2 separate regions of the Homo sapiens genome follow, and region 2 is linked to region 1. A link is an interaction called in ENCODE POLR2A ChIA-PET data of the cell type or tissue named here. Cell type or tissue: PC-3. All regions are shown on one strand. Each heading gives the region's core, and the rest is flanking DNA. Links, peaks and the distances in the headings are about the cores only. Region 1 overlaps ITCH (itchy E3 ubiquitin protein ligase). Region 2 has its middle 30 kb from the start of AHCY.

Region 1 (2,805 bases), core at 271-2,770:
CTACTATTGAGAAACTTGCCAAGAACAAACAGAAGCCTATCACTCCAGAGACTGCTGAATAAGCTGGCCCATGACCTGAAGACTGTCAAGTACGTGGAGTGTTCTGCACTCACAAAGAAAGGCCTAAAGAATGTATTTGACGAAGCAATATTGGCTGCCCTGGAACCTCCAGAACCGAAGAAGAGCTGCATATGTGTGCTGCTAGGAACATCTCTCCAGAGCCCTTTCTGCATAGCTGGTGTTGGCATCATACTAAAAGCAATGTTTAAGTCAAACTAAAGCTTAAAAATTAAAATTCGTTTTTGCCATAATGACAAACGCACTGCACCTACCCACATGTACTCATGTGAGACAAGGCCCATAGCTATGCGCCGCCCCCCCGTATCCCTAGCCCAGTACTAGTTAATTTTGAGTAATTGTATATTGTCAGAAAAGTGATTAGTACTAGTTTCAGTTTTGTTATTTCAAGATATATATATGTATTTTTAAAGCAAGGCATGCTTGTGGATGACTCTGTAACAGACTAATTGGAATTGTTGAAGCTGCTCCCTGATTCCACTCTGGGACATCTTAGTGGTTTTTTTTCCCCCTCCTCTTTTTTAGGGGGGAGGTTTGTTTTTCAGTCTTTTTTTTTTTTTTAATTCATTAACCAGTGGATGGCCCTTAAGGTGAGGAGGACCGATTGATTCCACAGTCTACTTCCTAGGTCTAGTTGAGAAAACATGTTCCCCATCTGGGGCTTTTAGGAAGGAGTATAGTAAATGCCTCATTTAATAACATACTCCTTTTAGAAAGTTAGTTGCCTTTTTACTCCACCCTTGAGTAGATCCAGTATTTGATGAAACTTGTGAAAGTAGGTGGAAGCTGTCTTACCCCTCCTCTTTTCTAGGAGACACTATATGTGACTGTGACTTTCAAGGACATTTGCTTGCCATTTGCTGATTTTTTTGGAAAGTTAATTTCTTAACTTCTTTCACTAATAAATGAAGAAAAGTACTGCACCTTTGAAACAGAACAAATGGGTTGAGCTTGTAATTTAAAAAAAAATTTCCCGGTCAAAAAAAAGAAAAAAAGAAGACACAGATGAGTTCAGTATAATAGCTGAGGTTATATATAGGCATAATTAAATGGGAAACAGGTAAATAAAGACAGGGAAGGACATAAGAAAACAGACTTACATCCAAGGTAAAGACCCTGGCTAAATGATAAGAAGAAACGAAGAGCTGATTCAAAACATCCAAGACCAGCCTGGGCAACACAATGAGAATGTGTCTTTATAAAAAATTTAAAAATTGGCTGGGAACAATGGCTCACGCCTGTAATTCGAGAACTTTGGGAGGCCGAGGTGGGTGAATCACTTGAGGTCAGGATTTTGAGACCAGCCTGGACAACATGGTAAAGCCTCATCTCTACTAAAAATACAAAAAGTGAGCCAGGCACAGTGGTGCATGCCTGCAATACCAGCTACTGGGGAGGCTGAGGCATGAGAATTGCTTGAACCTGGGAGGCGGAGGTTGCAGTGAGCCAAGATCAAGTCACTGCACTCCAGCCTGGGTGACAGAGCGAGACTCTGTTTCAATAAATAAATAAATAAGTAGGTAAGGGGGTGGGCATGGTAGGCAGAGATTGCAGTCAACTGAGATCGCGCCACTGCACTCCAGCCTGGGCGACAGAACGAAACTGTCTCAAAAAAAAAAAAAAAAAAAGAAAAATTTTTTTCTCTTTCTAACTTTCTAAAACACAAATCTAACCACCCTTTGATACAAACACTGATTACTTCCCATCTCCATCTCCCTTAGCAATAAATTTTTTTTAAGGCACACCTGAAAGACACAGCCATTCCCATTCTCAGGGCTCCCCTATTATAGGAGCTTTCATGGGTATTAGGGCAAGTTTTGTGTACTCTCTTCTTTCATGTGTCTTGCTCATGCTGTCTCCTCAAAGGGTCCTTTTCTACTTTTCTGCATTTAAACAGCAGCAATCCTAGGTCAGGGAAAGTGGCTCAGGCCTATAATTCCAACACTTATGGAAAGGCTGGGAGCATCACTTGAGGCCAGGAGTTCAAGACCATCCTGGGCAACATAGCAAGACCTTGTTTCTACAAAAAAAAATTTTTGGCCGGGCGCAGTGGCTCACGCCTATAATTCCAGCACTTTGGGAGGCTGAGGTGGGCAGATCACAAGGTCAGGAGATCAAGACCATCTTGGCCAACATGATAAAATTCCATCTCTACTAAAAATACAAAAATCAGCTGGGCTTGGTGGCGCATGTCTGTAATCCCAGCTACTCAGGAGGCTGACGCAGAAAAATTGCTTGAACCAGGGAGTCAGAGGTTGCAGTGAGCCAAGATCACGCCACCACACTCCAGCCTGGCAACAGAGCGAGACTCCGTCTTAAAAAAAAAACAAAAACACAATTTTTTTTAATTAGTCAAGTGTGGTGGGTGGTACACGCCTGTAGTCCCAGCCACTATAGAGGATGAGGAGAGAGGATTGCTTCAGCCCAGGAGGTTAAGGCTGCAGTGAACCGTGACTGTGCCACTGGAGTGTAGGGGTGCGATCTTGGCTTACTGCAACCTCTGTCTCCCAGGTTCAAGTGATTCTCCTGCCTCAGCCTCCCGAGTAGCTGGGATTACAGGCACGTATGACCACACCTGGCTAATTTTTGTATTTTTTAGTAGAAACAGGGTTTCACCATGTTGGCCAGGCTATCCTGAACTCCTGACCTCGGATGATCTGCCCGCCTCAGCCTCCCAAAGTGCTGGGATTACAGGCATGAGCCACCATGCCCGGCCAACCCTGTCCC
Region 2 (2,805 bases), core at 215-2,714, 130 kb after region 1:
AGTGCTGGAATTACAGGAGTGAGCCACCATACCCCAGCCCCTCTTGATTCTTTATCAGTGCCCTATCCTGTACCTCTCATGGCCTCTTGAGTAAGTACTGACCCAAGAAAAGAAGATGCAGCTGCTTCTCTCCAGAAGCTCCACTAGTGAGACTACTCCCTGGGGTGGTGTTGACAAGGTCTCATTAGAGAGCTGGGGAGTCACATGGGGAGTCTGTTGGGTACACCTCTTGGGCCGAGTCTCTTGCAAGGTGTTGGCTCTACGCAGGCAGAGTCCCCTCTGCCTGGTTTTCAGTGGCCTGGTGTTTAAGGGCCTAGGCTCTGGAATGACATGGGCTGGATCTGAATCCCCATGCTGAGGTGTGAGGTCTATCTAGACACATTGCTTAACATCTTTGAGCCCCAGTTCTCTTATTTACAGTGATACTTAGGTCAAGACGTTAATTTGATAGTCTTGGTGTCATGCCTGGCATGAAGTAGCTGCTCAATAAATAATCACTGTTAGTATGGCACTATGATAACTGCAGACCACACAGGCCTCGAGCAGTGAGCAGCAGCCCAATATTTACTATTGCTCTGGTAGTCTATACAGCCATAGAGTCCACGAATTCTAAAGAGGAGCTCTGGAAAGTGTGAAAGCCTCTGGACTCCAATGAAGCTATTTGCTGGGCTCCCCAGGCAAAAAGAAGGCATAATAATTGTCAATATCATCATTCTCACCATTAGAAGGTGCCACCTCCCAGACTCTACAACTCGTATATCCAGCTGGGAGAGCTTCTATTTCTCTGCAGGCAATCAATTAATAGAAACCTCCTTTCTGTAATGAACATGAAAGCATTTGACAGTTTTAAAGGATTTTACCAATTAAACAAAAGTCATTCCTTTTCCTCCTTCCTGAACCCAATACCCGCTCCCAACATACACACCTTCTACTCCTGGTACATGGAAGAAGAAAGGGTAACTCGTCTACTCTAGACTCATCTTAAATTGACTACAGATGGTTTGGCTAATTCAGTTCAAATTAAATTCTTTTCTTGCCTATCCTGTCCTCTTCGCAAATGGGAATTGGCCCTTGGAGTTAAATTTCTTTCTAAAGTTCCTACTGTATGACTGGGGTAATTTCTCAACAATGGCTGGTGATGTTAGATCTGTGGTTGCTCAAAAAGATGGAGGGGCTGGCTGCAGCGGCTCACGCCTGTTATCCCAGCACTCTGGGAAGTCGAGGTGGGTGGATCATTTGATCACCGTTCTGGGATTACAGGCAATGAGCCACCACACCCAGCCTGAACAAGTCACTTTTGATGCTACCATTTCCATGTTTACAAAGTGAAAAGTAAATCAGTCAGAGTATATTAGTTGCAAACAACAGAAACAACTCTAGCTAGCCTGAGAGAAAAAAAAGGTAGAGGGTTAGTCTCCTGGAGAGATTTGGGGACCTCAAAGGAAAGATTATACAATGTGCCTCCAAAAAAAAAAAAAAAGGGTCACCACAAGGGCAAATGCGTGATTTAATGGGGTTGGGACTTTCAGCCCCATCCCCCAACCTCTGGGGAGGAGAGAGGGACTGAAGGTCAAGTTGATCACCAATGGCCAATGGTTTAATCAATCATGCCTACATAATGAAGCCTCCATAAAAACCCAAGAGGACAGGCTTCAGAGAGCTTCCTGATAGCCAGACATGCTGGGGTTCCTAGAAGGTGGCAGGCCCAGGGAGGACGCAGAAGCTCTGCACCCCTTCCCATACCTCACCCTATGCATCTCTTCATCTGCAGCCTTTGTAATAGCCTTTATAATAAACTGGTGTGTTTCCCTGAATTCTTTTTGGTTTTTTAATTTTTGAGACACAGCCTGGAATGCAGTGGTGTGATCATGAATCACTGCAGCCTCGACCTCCTGGGCTCAAGCGATCCTCCTGCCTCAGCCTCTTGAGTAGCTGGGACTAGAGGCTTGTGCCACCATGCCTGGCTAATTTTATTATTTATAGAGATGGGGTCTCACTCTGTTGACCAAGCTGGTCTTGAACTCCTGGACTTAAACGATCCTCCCACCTTGGCTTCCCAAAGTGCTGGGATTACAGGTGTGAGCTACTGCACCTGGCCTTGCTTCCCTGTGTTCTGTGAGCCTCTCCAACAAATTAATTGAGCCCAAAGAGGGTTGTGGAAACCCCAACTTAAAGCCAGTTGTCAAAAGTTCTAGAGGCTCCACTTTTGACTGGTGTCTGAAGTGAGGGCAGTCTTGGGGACTGAGCCCTCAGACTGTGGGATCTGATGCCATCTCCAAGTAGATAGTGTTGGAATTGAATTGGAGGACACCTAGCTGGTGTCCACTGCAGAACTGATTGTTTGCCTGCTGGTGGGGGGAAATCCCCTCTCATTTTGGGGTCACACAAGTCTGTTGTGTGTTGATGACTGTTGTGGTGGTGTGAAAGCAGAGGGAAACATGGTTTGAGAATTTTTTCCTGAACAATGGGACTGTCAGTCAAGGTGGACCACCCTTTCTTGGCCCCACATCAGGTGAATCAGCCTCTCCTGGGAATTACTTTGAATGGTCCAGTGCAAGGACTGAAGAGGTTGGAGCTGACATTCCTGTGGCTTTGCTTGGAAGACATTGTCCGCTTGGCTCCTCTAGCACCCCTCAGGGGCTATTTTTTTTTTTTTGGAGGCACGTTGTATAATCTTTCCTTTGAGGTCCCCAAGTCTCCCCAGGAGACTAACCCTCTACCTTTTTTTCTCTCAAGCTAGCTAGAGTTCTTTCTGTTGTTTGCACCTAAAATACTCTGACTGATTTACTTCTCACTTTGTAAACG

Evidence for each region. Peaks named below come from ENCODE experiments on the same cell type or tissue, not always from the same donor. Only the 100,000 strongest peaks of a DNase experiment are listed, where the experiment ranks them.
Region 2: POLR2A ChIA-PET joins it to region 1 with 9 read pairs; 2 of 35 experiments call an interaction of 5 or more read pairs at or near these places.

What each region holds. Positions count from the first base shown.
Region 1 is chr20:34,399,548-34,402,352 of GRCh38, reverse strand. The region is part of intron 3 of ITCH (itchy E3 ubiquitin protein ligase); the gene reads right to left. It also overlaps the pseudogene CDC42P1. Among named protein-coding and RNA genes, the nearest start is that of ITCH, 38 kb to the right of the region's middle. In PC-3, for the core only: no CTCF peak of the experiment used is centred there; a DNase peak (open chromatin) is centred at 1,302; H3K27ac peaks cover 1,446 bases.
Region 2 is chr20:34,271,898-34,274,702 of GRCh38, reverse strand. It overlaps a transcript of AHCY not described here. Among named protein-coding and RNA genes, the nearest start is that of AHCY, 30 kb to the left of the region's middle. In PC-3, for the core only: no CTCF peak of the experiment used is centred there; no DNase peak of the experiment used is centred there.